2 separate regions of the Homo sapiens genome follow, and region 1 is linked to region 2. Evidence: chromatin contacts called from ENCODE Hi-C or POLR2A ChIA-PET data. All regions are on one chromosome and are shown on one strand. The core of a region is the stretch at or near the end of the contact, and the rest is flanking DNA. Distances in the headings are between cores, read along the strand shown.

The links. Hi-C counts contacts between places; a loop is a spot of excess contacts on that map. ChIA-PET counts read pairs that join two places held with the same protein, here RNA polymerase II (POLR2A). Pooled maps may share reads with other maps.
Region 1: a loop to region 2 is called in a map of endothelial cell of umbilical vein, with 12 times the contacts of the local background. The contact joins two enhancer-like sites. A Hi-C loop is called at or near these places in 1 of 168 maps with a recorded cell type or tissue (endothelial cell of umbilical vein) and 6 of 50 pooled maps. POLR2A ChIA-PET finds 5 or more read pairs at or near these places in 2 of 52 experiments (both WTC11).

Annotation. Positions count from the first base shown.
Region 1 is chr2:112,809,145-112,814,552 of GRCh38, forward strand. No RefSeq gene overlaps it. Among named protein-coding and RNA genes, the nearest start is that of IL1B, 25 kb to the right of the region's middle. RefSeq lists an enhancer at 2,469-3,668. Within about 2 kb of position 2,972, at least 11 of the 41 ENCODE cell types and tissues checked have a DNase peak (open chromatin) inside an H3K27ac peak, as active enhancers do; they include endothelial cell of umbilical vein, where a contact is called at or near this core.
Region 2 is chr2:112,622,481-112,628,550 of GRCh38, forward strand. No RefSeq gene overlaps it. Among named protein-coding and RNA genes, the nearest start is that of SLC20A1-DT, 19 kb to the right of the region's middle. RefSeq lists an enhancer at 2,000-2,139. Within about 2 kb of position 4,416, at least 30 of the 41 ENCODE cell types and tissues checked have a DNase peak (open chromatin) inside an H3K27ac peak, as active enhancers do; they include endothelial cell of umbilical vein, where a contact is called at or near this core.

The DNA of each region.
Region 1 (5,408 bases), core at 1,722-4,221, 190 kb after region 2:
CCATTTATTTTTCCCCCATTAATATCATTTTATGATTATTCAGAAGTTAAATAATTGTCATGCTGTCCTCCAAAAAGACTGAATCAACTAGCAACAAATAAGAATTTTCTCACAGCTCTGCCAGCATTTTAAAAGAATAGCTTTATTGAGCCCAGGAGGTCAAGGCTGCAGTGAGCTGTGATTACACCACTCTACCCCAGCCTGGGTGACAGAGCAAAACCCTGTCTCAAAAAAGAAATTTAAGGAACAGCTTTATTGTTGTAAAATAGACATACAATAAACAGAGCACATATTTAAATTGTGCAACTTATACTTTGATATAACCCTGTGAAAACATCACCACAATCAAGATAGTGAATATATTTATCACCTCCTGATACAGTTTAGCTCTGTGTCCCCACCTAAGTCTCATGTTGAATTGTAATCCCCAATGCTGGGGGAGGGGCTTTGTGGGAGGTGATTGAATTGTGGGGGTGCACTTCCCCCTTGCTGTTCTTGAGATAGTGAATGAGCTCTCATGAGCTCCCCTTCACTCACTCTCTTTCCTGCTGCCATGTGAGGATGTGCTTGCCTCTTCTTTGCCCTTCTGCCATGATGTGTTTCCTGAGTCCTCCCTAACCATGCCTCCTGTACAGCTTGCAGAACTGTGAGTCAGTTAAATCTCTTTTCTTCATAAATTACCCAGTCTCAGGTGGCTCTTTATAGCAGTGTGACAAGGAACTAATATACCTCCTAAGTTACCTCAAGCTTCTTCTTAATTCCTTCTCCTCCCTTCCTTCATTGCCAAGCAAACAACCACCTGTTTTCTGTCACTATAGATTAGTTTACATTTTGTGGGTTTTTTTTTTTTTTGAGACAAGGTCTCACTCTGTTGCCCAGGATGGAGTGCAGTGGTGCGATCATAGCTCATTGCAGCCTTGAACTCCTAGTTTCAAGTGGTCCTCCCACTTCAGCCTCCTGAGTACCTGGGACTACAGGGGTACACCACCACAACTGGCTTAAAAAATTTTTTAAATAAAAATGGGGTCTTGTTATGTTTCTCAGGCTGGTCTCGAACTCCTCGCCTCAAGCAGCCCTCCCTCCTTGGCCTCCCAAATTGTTGGGATTACAGGCATGAGTCATGACTCCTGGCCTAGTTTACATTTTCTAGAGTTTTGTATAAATGGAAACATACAGAATGTATTTTTTTGCGGAGTGGGGGAGTGTTTCTATTTCTTTCTTTCTTTTTTCTTTTTTTTTTTTTTTTGAGACGGAGTCTCGCTCTGTCTGTTGCCCAGGCTGGAGTGCAGTGGTGCGATCTCGGCTCACCGCAAGCTCCACCTCCCGGGTTCAAGCAATTCTCCTGCCTCAGCCTCCTGAGTAGCTGGGACTACAGGCGCCCGCCACCACACCTGGCTAATTTTTTTTGTATTTTTGGTAGAGACGGGGTTTCACCATGTTAGCCAGGATGGTCTCGATCTCCTGACCTCGTGATCTGCCCGCTTCGGCCTCCCTAAGTGCTGGGATTACAGGCGTGAGCCACCGTGCCCGGCCCAAGTGTTTCTATTTCTTAACCAGCTTTCATGCAATCTTTTTTTATTTTACCATCTCTGTGATCCCACTCCCAAAGGTACTAGATGTCGATTGGTCCTTAGGATCAGCTACCATTTGCCCAACTGCTTTCCAGCCTTCCAAAAATTTTTTTCTTTTTTTCTTAAAGATACTCCTGTGTGAGGCTCAGAACTCTTGAATTGCTACTGCAAATATGAACTCGGTGATGTGAATGCCAGGGAATTGCCTGATTGATCAAAGAAATGTATCCCCTTCTCCCTCACTCTTGCTGTCTTCTCATTTGTTTTCCCCATCCTTGTGGATTCGTGAATTTAAATATCCCTTTAATGTTATAATATTTTAATGGCGTTTGGCGAAAAGTACAGAATTAGGTGCAAGAGTGCATAGCTGTTATTTTTTTTTTTGGCCTCTGAGACTGTTCATATATGCAAGTTATTTAACAGAAAGTTCTGCAGTGACCTGAGATGTCAGGGGGGTCTGATAGAGTACGTTTGAAGGCAGTTACTGGAAAAAAATAATGCCATTTCTGGTTTGTACTTCGGTAAGTTCAGATGACCCAATATATTGTTTACATGTGGCATTCAGTAAAAAAGTAGCTTCCCCTCCCTTTCTTCTTCCTTTTCTCCTTTCCTGCTTCTATAAAGCATCTGCTTTGGGAAACTTCTTAGGAGGAGAGCTTGCCAGCCCGTGGGTAATGGAGAGGTCTTGCAGAGATAAAAGAGATGCTCCCACTCAATGCAGGATGGTGTGGAGGTAAATGGGGATATGTCTGGCATCACTCAGGAATGGGCCTTCCTGGCAGGGAAGAGAAGGGAGGGGAAAGAGGAAGGGAGTCAAAGATGAATTGCTGAATACGGGGATTCCAGGGCCTGGAGCCAGGAAGAGAACTTTGGGAGGTGTGAACCTGGAGGGCATCAGCTGATGAGGAGCAGCCTGAAGTCCGGGGAGGACCTGTTTTTGGTGGCCAGGAAGAAAGTGCCTTCCACACACAGGGAGGCCACAAGGCTGATGGGCTGGGGGTTGGAAGGACAGCCCTAGGACAGGCTTGGGAAGCAGGCTCAGGTAGGGACTGTGAGGTTCTTGTTGAGTCTTTTTCATTCCTGGTCTTAGAAAATAGAATCCAAGGCCTCTTGAGAGTGGAAGGTGGGTTGGGAGGAGGGCAGATGGGGCTTAGGCCCAGGACACCCGTAGAGCTACTGCCCAGCTGTCTCTCAGGGACTCTGCTGAGGTCACTCCAAGGATCATTCTTAGCCTTGCTAGACAGTACTGACAGAGGGAACCGTAGTATCGCACCCACTTCCTTCTCTTTCAATGAAAGTTTAAAGGTCACCATTTCCTCTGGCAAAGGAAGTTCCACAAATATTCCATTTCCGGTCTTAGAAACAGCAAGGTATCAAGCAATTGCAAACTTCCTGTGCTGGGGAATTCCCAAGGAAGTAGGGGCAGAGTTCTGGTGGAGACAAAGTGAATTCCGAGTGATTAGTCAGTAGCAGTAGCAGTAGCAGTAGCAGTAGCAGTAGCAGTAGCAGTAGCAGCAGCAGAACCAGAATTTCCCCGCACGTGTCTCAGGCTCTCATTTGCCAACTCAGTCTCTAAGTATTTTTATTGGCAGGAAAAATAAAATAGCTATGAGTGAAATAATTCATTAGACCTGAGCCTCCATCAATTTTGTGTTTAAAGGCCTGACTCTCTTTACCTTTCCCTGGGATGGAAGATGCAAATGTTCCTGATGTCACTGTCAAAAAAGAAGAACCAGTGGGTATATTGTATGCTTGAGTTCCAGCCATTTGTCACAATAGATAGAGATGACTGCCATGTGTGTAGACTTTCTATAGACTGTGTGCTAAACCCGACCTGCCACTTCCAAGGAGTAGATGAGGAATGTCCATGGTTCTGGGGAGCCCTACCCCAATTTGGGGCAGACATTCCAAAGCTCATTTTCTGTGGAGGGGGTTGATGGTTAAAGGACGGCCTGGGAGTAACTCGTCTGTACTAGGGCCCAGGAGAGTTACATGCTGCTTCCCATGTTATTCATCATTCCCCCATGTGAATAGCTATGGCGTGAGGTCCAAGGTTAGGGCCTTTCTACCATAAATGGGGGAATAAAATTCCCCTACCAGCCTGAGAAGTTTCTGTTATAAAGAGGCCTTTTTTTTTGCGGGGGTGGGGGAGCAAGCCGACTAATGTGTTATTTCCATACGGTTTGTTTTAAAATGTAGACGTCATATGCAGGAGAGGTGGTGTAGTGAGTCACAACGGGATTAGAAGGACCAGTCCGAAAAGCAGAAGAGGGTCAAGTTCAGGGCACGGAGGACTACTGCATTCAGTGGCGTGAAAGGCAGATGGCTGAACAGGAGGGGGACATTACATTGCTTGTTCTCCTTGAGCCTCGATTTCCTCATCTAAAAAGAGGGTCATTTATTCACAGAACATTTATTAAACTTGTGCCAGGCACCGTGCCAGGAGCTGGACTAAAAATTAAATCCACCCCTGTGAGCTGCTCTGAAGGCTAAAATATGAAGTATGTAAAAGTAACCAAGTGCTGTACACATGCAGCTATTCAATGACTGTGTGGGCATTGCGGCAGATTTTAATTTTCTTTTTTATTTCTTTCTCTTTAGTGAGAGGTGTTGGTTGTTATTATTGTCGTCGCTGTAACTGTCTATTTCACTTGCTTTTTTGTTGCCTCCAGCCCATTCCAGGGCTGTCATCTAGGACACTTCTTATCACCTAAATAACCGGGGAGGCAAAGCGCTTTCTTAAGAGATGGATCCAGAAGAACAATGCTGGTTTTCTGTACAAAAAGGGGCTGTGGGAAGTAGAGATAAGAAGGGAATTGGCCAAGATGAATGTACAGAGCCTTATTTTTTTTATAACACAGCAAGATTAGATACAAAACAGGACAATAGCATCATCTGTTTTTATAACTGGAAAGGACCTCACTTTACAGGTGGGGAAGAATAGAGTGGAGAAGTGAAGAGAATGGTCACAGAGTCAATCAGCATGTCTGCGTCAAAGCTGGGATTCCCGATTCAGGGCTCTTACTACAGTGACGTATGGCTAATATTTTGGCATTGTTTCGGGGAAAAGCTGAAGCCCTGATGGTGTACGTCACTCTTGAGATAGTCTGTAGTCCAGCAGGGAGGAAAGCAAGGAAGGGAGGTGGAGGCAGCATTTTTGGGTGTAACATTTCGTTCTTGTTTTGTGGCCAAATCATAGTGTGATTGGGACAAGCCACTGCCTTTCTCTGAGCCTCCACTTTCTTTTTCTTCTTAAGAGGGAGGGAATAGTAGAGTAAAAGTAGTCATTTTATCAAACACCTGCTATTTTGGAGCCATATTGCAAGTGGGTTGGGGGTTGAACAGTTGGCTTTATTACCCATAGGATTAAATCCAACCTCGATACTGTGGCATTCCCAAACTCCAGTCTAATCTTCTTCTCCATCAGCCATGCCCCACGACACCCTGGTCATATCTGATGTTGCCCCTTGCACTTGCCCCCTCCTTATCTTTGCTTTCTGACCTACCATATGGCTATTGGTTGAAATTCTCATTTTCCAGGGCCTTGCTTAAATATCATCTCATCCATTAAAACTTTCTTGAACCTCCCCTTGCCCTGTTCCTCCCTAATGTCTCAAGCCAGAATTTATTTCCTTTTGTGGCCAAGGGACTGGGTTTGTGACCTCTCTCACGAGACTTAATATTGAGACCAAACGTCTTTAGACCTCACCAGCCAGAGAGATGAGCATCTATGGAATGCAGGCTTTTGCCTGGACTTGCTGATGCAGGGCCTCTGCCTTCCTCCAGGGCCTCTCCTGCTGTTTTAGGAATTTCCCTCATGGCACAGTCCATGAGCTC
Region 2 (6,070 bases), core at 3,166-5,665:
CTAAGCCTCTCTCCAATTGACCATAGAGATTCCAGGGATTAGGCTCAGATAATACCAGTATCTACACATGTGGCTTCCAGTAAAATGAGCACAGACTGAGATTACAGAACCCAATTCCTGGCCCTCTCTGCTGCTAAATATCTATCAGGAAAGATCCTCCCTGAGCTTGCTTACTCATCTGTAAGTTGGAGCCAAAAATGTTCTTTGGATCGTGTGTCATTTGTGCAGATGTGATAAGATTACACACGTCAAGTGCTTTACACATTGCCTAATAAGTACCATTCACCGTTTCTTCTGCAGAGTGTAAAGAGGAAGATAAATTATCTATTACTATTTAGCAGTATTTTAATAACTTTTATGCACTTTTAATTTATTTCCAAATTTTTTCTTTTCTTTTTTTTTTCTTTTCTTTTCTTTTTTTTTTTTTTTTTTTTCAGTAGAGACAGAGACTCTCTTTGCTGCCCAGGATGGAATGCAGTGGCAGTCATAGCTCACTGAAGGCTTGAACCTCTGGGCTCAAGTGATTTTCCTGCCTCAGCTTTCTGAGTAGCTGGGACTATAAGCATGCACCACCATGCCTTACTATTTCTTTTCTCTTTTCTTTTCTTTTTTTTTTTTTTTTTTTTGAGACGGAGTCTCGCTCTGTCACCCAGGCTGGAGTGCGGTGGCTTGATCTCGGCTCACTGCAACCTCCACTTCCCAGGTCCAAGTGATTCTCCTGCCTCAACCTCCCAAGCAGCTGGGACTACAGGCGTGTGCCACCATGCTCAGCTAATTTTTGTATTTTTAGTATATTGGTCAGGCTGGTCTTGAACTCCTGACCTCGTAATCCACCCACCTTTGCCTCCCAAAGTACTGGGATTACAGGGTGAGGCACCACGCCCAGCCACCTGGCTATTTCTTAAAAAAAATTTGTAGAGATGGGGTCTTGATATGTTGCCTAGGCTCAAATTTTGTCATCTTTTAGATAACAGGATTTGGGGCTGGGTGCAGTGGTTCACACCTGTAATCCCAGCACTTGGGGAGGCCTAGGTGGGCAGATCATGAGGTCAGGAGTTCGAGACCAGCCTGGCCAATATGGTGAAACTCTATCTCTACTAAAAATGCAAAAATTAGCCGGGCATGATGGCGGGCGCCTGTAATCCCAGCTACTCAAAAGGCTGAGGTGCGAGGAGAATTGCTTGAACCCGGGAGGCAGAGGTTGCAGTGAGCTGAGATTGTGCCATTGCACTCCAGCCTGGGCGACAGAGCGAGACTCTGACTCAAAAAAAAAAAACCAAAAAAAATTTAAAAAAAAATTAAAAAACAAAACAAAACAGGATTTAGGGATAAGAATTTAGGACTAAGTCAATTTTCTATGAATATTCTTACATGTCAAATTTCGAAGGCCCAGACTCAAATGACTTGATTCTTATTTTCAAATAATTGGGCTGTAAGATTTATCTGTTACTTCTTAACATATAATTTGTACACCTGTCTAGGATTTAACTTGGAAAAGATTTTTCAAAACTTGGTACGATTATATAAAATGTGTGCTTATGACCATAGCTGGTAGGCATGTGAGATGGTAAGGCATTTCCGCAGAGCAGAGGTTCATAAAAGCTTTATCATGCATCAGAGCTATCCGGAAGGCTTTTTAAAACACAGATTGCTCAGCTGGGCGCAGTAGGGTGCGCCTGTAGTCCTAGCTACTTGGGAGGCTGAGGCAGAAGGATCTTTTGAGCCCTGGAGTTTGAGGCTACAGCATGCTATGATTGTGCCTGTGAATAGCCACTGCACTCCAGCCTGGGCGGCCTAGCAAGACCCTGTCTCTAAAACAATAACATCAACTAAAACAAAAACCACGCAGATTGCTGGACCCCAACCTAGAGTTTCTGATCCAGTAGTATTGGGGTGGGGCCTGAGAATTTGCATTTCTGACAAGTCCCCAGATGATGTTGATCCTTATTCTCCTGGCCCATAGACCACTTAATTAAAGCCAGCAAAGTAGTCATCAACGTTGACCCAGGATATAAGCTGAAGATGATGAACAGCCTTGAGGCAGTAAGGGAGGCCTGCCCTCCAACATCAGGAAGCCAAGTGAAGGCGTGACTCACCAGGGCAGGGTGGGGTTCCTGCGTGTGAGAAACCAGAATTGAGAGCTGCACCAGCTGTGTGGCCCCAGGTTTCTCAGGGTGAGGAGAGGCAGCCCAGGGGAAAGGCACTCGGGACCACACCCCAACTCACCTACCCTGTGTAAGTTTTTTCCATTGCATGTATCAACATCTAACATGTCATATATTTGATTTACCTCATTTATTCTCTGACTCCTTGCCTCCTGTTAGAATATAGGTTCTCTAGAACAAGGATTTTTATATGTTTTATAGAAGAACAGTAACTGAATCATAGCAGGTGTTCAAATACTGACTGAATGCATGCCTATATACATATAACTATGTTCATGATACTGTTTCTAGAAGGATCCACAAGAAAATGGCAGCAGACTGTCTCTGGGCAAGGGAAATGGAGGAATGGGTGGGGCAACTAAAACTTTTTACTGACTCTATAGCTCTTTGAATTTTTCCTTTTTTTTTTTTTTTTTTTGAGATGGAGTCTTGCTGTGTCACCCAGGCTGGAGTGCACTGGCGCAATCTTGGCTCACTGCAACCTCTGCCTCCGGGGTTCAAGCAATTCTCCTGTCTCAGCCTCCCGAGTAGCTGAGATTACAGGCATGCATCACCATGCCCGGCTCATTTTTGTATTTTTAGTAGGGACAGGGCGGGAGTGGGGGAGGGTTTCACCATGTTGGCCATGTTGGCCAGGCTGGTCTTGAACTCTTGACCTTGTGATCCACCCGACTCAGCCTCCCAAAGTGCTGGGATTACAGGTGTGAGCCACAGCGCCCAGCCGAATTTTTCCTATGTATCTCATCTAGCTAATCAAAAACAGATCTCTATTGTTGATTAGGAAATATAAATTGGAAGAGAAATAGGTATAATAGGAAAAACCTGAGGGAGCCCCATTCCCCCTCCCCAAATCTGGTGAGATCATTGTGTAGAGCTAAGTGAGAACGCCTGAAATATGCTTGAAGAAACGTTCATCTTTGATGGGGCATTCAGCTCAGTCTCATGCAGCCCTACCCCAGCCCCAAACTGGGCCTGGTCCTATCCCAGGACAACCCTAGGGGGGCCCCAGAGTTCCCTCCTAGAAACCAGAAGTTCCCAGCCCTTCCTGCTGCCCACCCCACCCCATGGACACGTGCCCATGTGTCAAGTAACAACAGTTAATAGTGAAGTGGGCTAGAAACACCCTGTGGCTGCCTCAGGAAGGAGAGAATATCTCTAAGTCCAGTGAGCTCAAGGTGGAACAAGAATCCAGGTGTTCAAAGGGAAGGCAGAAGGAAATGATGAGAGAAAAGGGGGATTTGTGCTCATCTCAGCAGGAACCTGGGTTGGGGCTGAGGAACTAGGAGAAGCCATGCCCCGGGGAGCCTGGAGGAAGATGCCCAGGCCAGAGCACCAGCTTGGAATTGGGAGAGCCAGGCAGGACCCCGAGTAGACATTAGGGGTTAGCGTCTGTTAGAGGAAGTTGAGGAAGAAAAACAATAAAGTTGCCCTTCCAAACAAGACAGAAGCAGTTTCTACCGTAGGTAACCGCTGGCCTAGTTATTTATTCAATATATATTCACTGAGCACATCGTCGTGCTAGGCCCTATGTCAGAAAAGGGATTTTGGGGCCAGGCACGGTGGCTCATGCCTATAATCCCAGCACTTTGGGAGGCTGATATTGGCAGATCGCCTGAGGTCAGGAGTTCAAAACCAGCCTGGCCAACGTAGTAAAACCCTGTCTCTAGGAAAAACACAAAAATTAGCTGGGCATGGTGGCTGGTGCCTGTAGTCCCAGCTACTCCGGAGGCTGAGGCAGGAGAATCACTTGAACCCAGGAGGCGGAAGTTGCAGTGAGCTGAAATTGCACCACTGCACTCCAGCCTGGGTGACAGAGCGAGATTCTGTCTCAAAACAAAAAAGAAAAAAGAAAGGGATTTTAATTAAATGCAGACTTACAGGACCTGAGACTACCTTCCTAGAGACTGAGTCTTCTTTGGAAGGCGGCAGGGATGCAGCAGCCCACAATCAAGCCATTCCCACCTCACGAATGTGGAGAATCTGAGAGGGGGTGCCTCCTTCCCCTGTGGGATTTTCTGTGGTCTCAGACCCCACAGCAGCTTCTATGCTCACCCAGCAGAGGGCAGCCTGAGCTCAGGCGCCATCTTCCCAGCACCTGCTTAGGAGACGGGACAGATGGGCACCTAGCCCCCTCACTGCCCACTGCAGGGTGGGCATGGTGCCCACTTGCTGGTGGCAGCAGCACCAGAGAAACAGGATGCACCAGGAGGCTGTAAAAAAAGGCTGTTTTTGAGTTCTCCCTAAGCCGTGATGGTGCTGCCTGGCAGATGCTCGGCCCTGGCATGCTGCCACACTCACCCTCTGTAGCATCCTGAGACTAAGGATCATCTCCTTCTCATTCCAGAGCAGCCTGCTCACCCTGCTTCTACTCCCTGTTTCTCCGAGGCATAGAATCCTCGGGAGGGACCCCAGAGCTGGAAGGGACTTGGTTGCTGCTAGTGCTGGAGTTGCCATTTCAAATAACTTCAAAGGGCAGGCAGGGAGCCTGAATTTGTGAAGCTGACTTAGGGTAAGATGGCAGGAAATGGTAGTGGCTATGCCGAACTGGAGAAAAGAGCCTTGTGCAAAGGCACCTAAATTGAATTGTTTTTCTAACTGTGAGTAAGATAAAATGCAGCCACAGGCTGAGTTGGGACATGAGTTGGCTGCCAGTTTCCTCCCTGTCCAGTTCACCCCTTAACCTTCGAGATGGGCAAACAAAGGTCCAGAGAGGGCCCAAGATAGGGCCTGATTCCCTTCTCACCAGAATCCAGTTCTGTAGTGCTGTTTATTCCTTGGGGGCACAGGGCAAATATTAAGCACAAAGAGTTGGGGGTGGTGTGGACGTCTAGCTCTGCCTGCCCCACGGCTGCTGATCAGTCTTGGATTGCTTCATTTCCTTCCTTGGCCACAGATCTCCTGTTTGGAGAAAGCAGCCTCCTCCAGAATACAGGGCACTCCTTTTCCTCAGAGTGAGTCACAGCCTCCGAGCAGACTTGTGGACAGCTTACTCCGAGACAGAATTCTCCACTCCCACTGCTTTTTCCAATGAATACCTCCAGCGGTGGGCCTCCACTGCCTTGGGCCACCGCCCTAGGGCTGCGAACTTTAATTTACTCAGGTTTTTCCCTCCTTAAAAAGAGGTCCTACAGAGAAACACCCAGGGGTCTTTTGGCCTTGATTCTTCAGATCTCATTTAAAAAAAATAGATAGATAGATAGATAGATAGATAGATAGATAGATAGATAGATAGATAGATAGATGGATGGATGGATAGATAGATAGATTAGAAGCATAAAGTGCTGTTTTCTCATAAGGTGTGAAGGTTGCAGGAGTGTGGCTGGTACTTGTCGTGGCTCTGCAAGCACCAAGAGTGGTTCTTCAGAAATCCAGGCTTGTACCTGAATTGCCTCCATCTCCAGGAGAATCAGCAGGCCATGCTGAGCTTGATGGGGATGCTTCACTAGGGCAGGAAACCTGAACCTCAGTCTCCTGGGTAGCAGGAACTGGGTTGTGGCCCCATTACCAATCATAGAGACACCTTTGGGACCTGGGGTAAGTATTTATGATATAGCTAGTCATGTGAAGAATGAGGGGAGGATTAGGACACAACTAAGGCCACTGTCACAGAGCTCCTGCCCGCCTAGCACCTCCCAACCTCCCAACCAACATGTGCAAAAGATGGCCAGAGTCCTGAAAAACTGGTCTCGAAAGGACATTGTCTCAAGTATACCTTTGAGAGGAGGAAACAGAACATTTAGTTTTTTTTTTTTTTTTTTTTTTTTTGAGACGGAGTCTCGCTCTATTGCCCAGGCTGGAGTGCCATGGTGTGATCTCGGCTCACTTCAAGCTCCGCTTCCCGGGTTCATGCCATTCTCCTGACTCAGCCTCCCGAGTAGCTGGGACTATAGGTGCCCGCCACCATG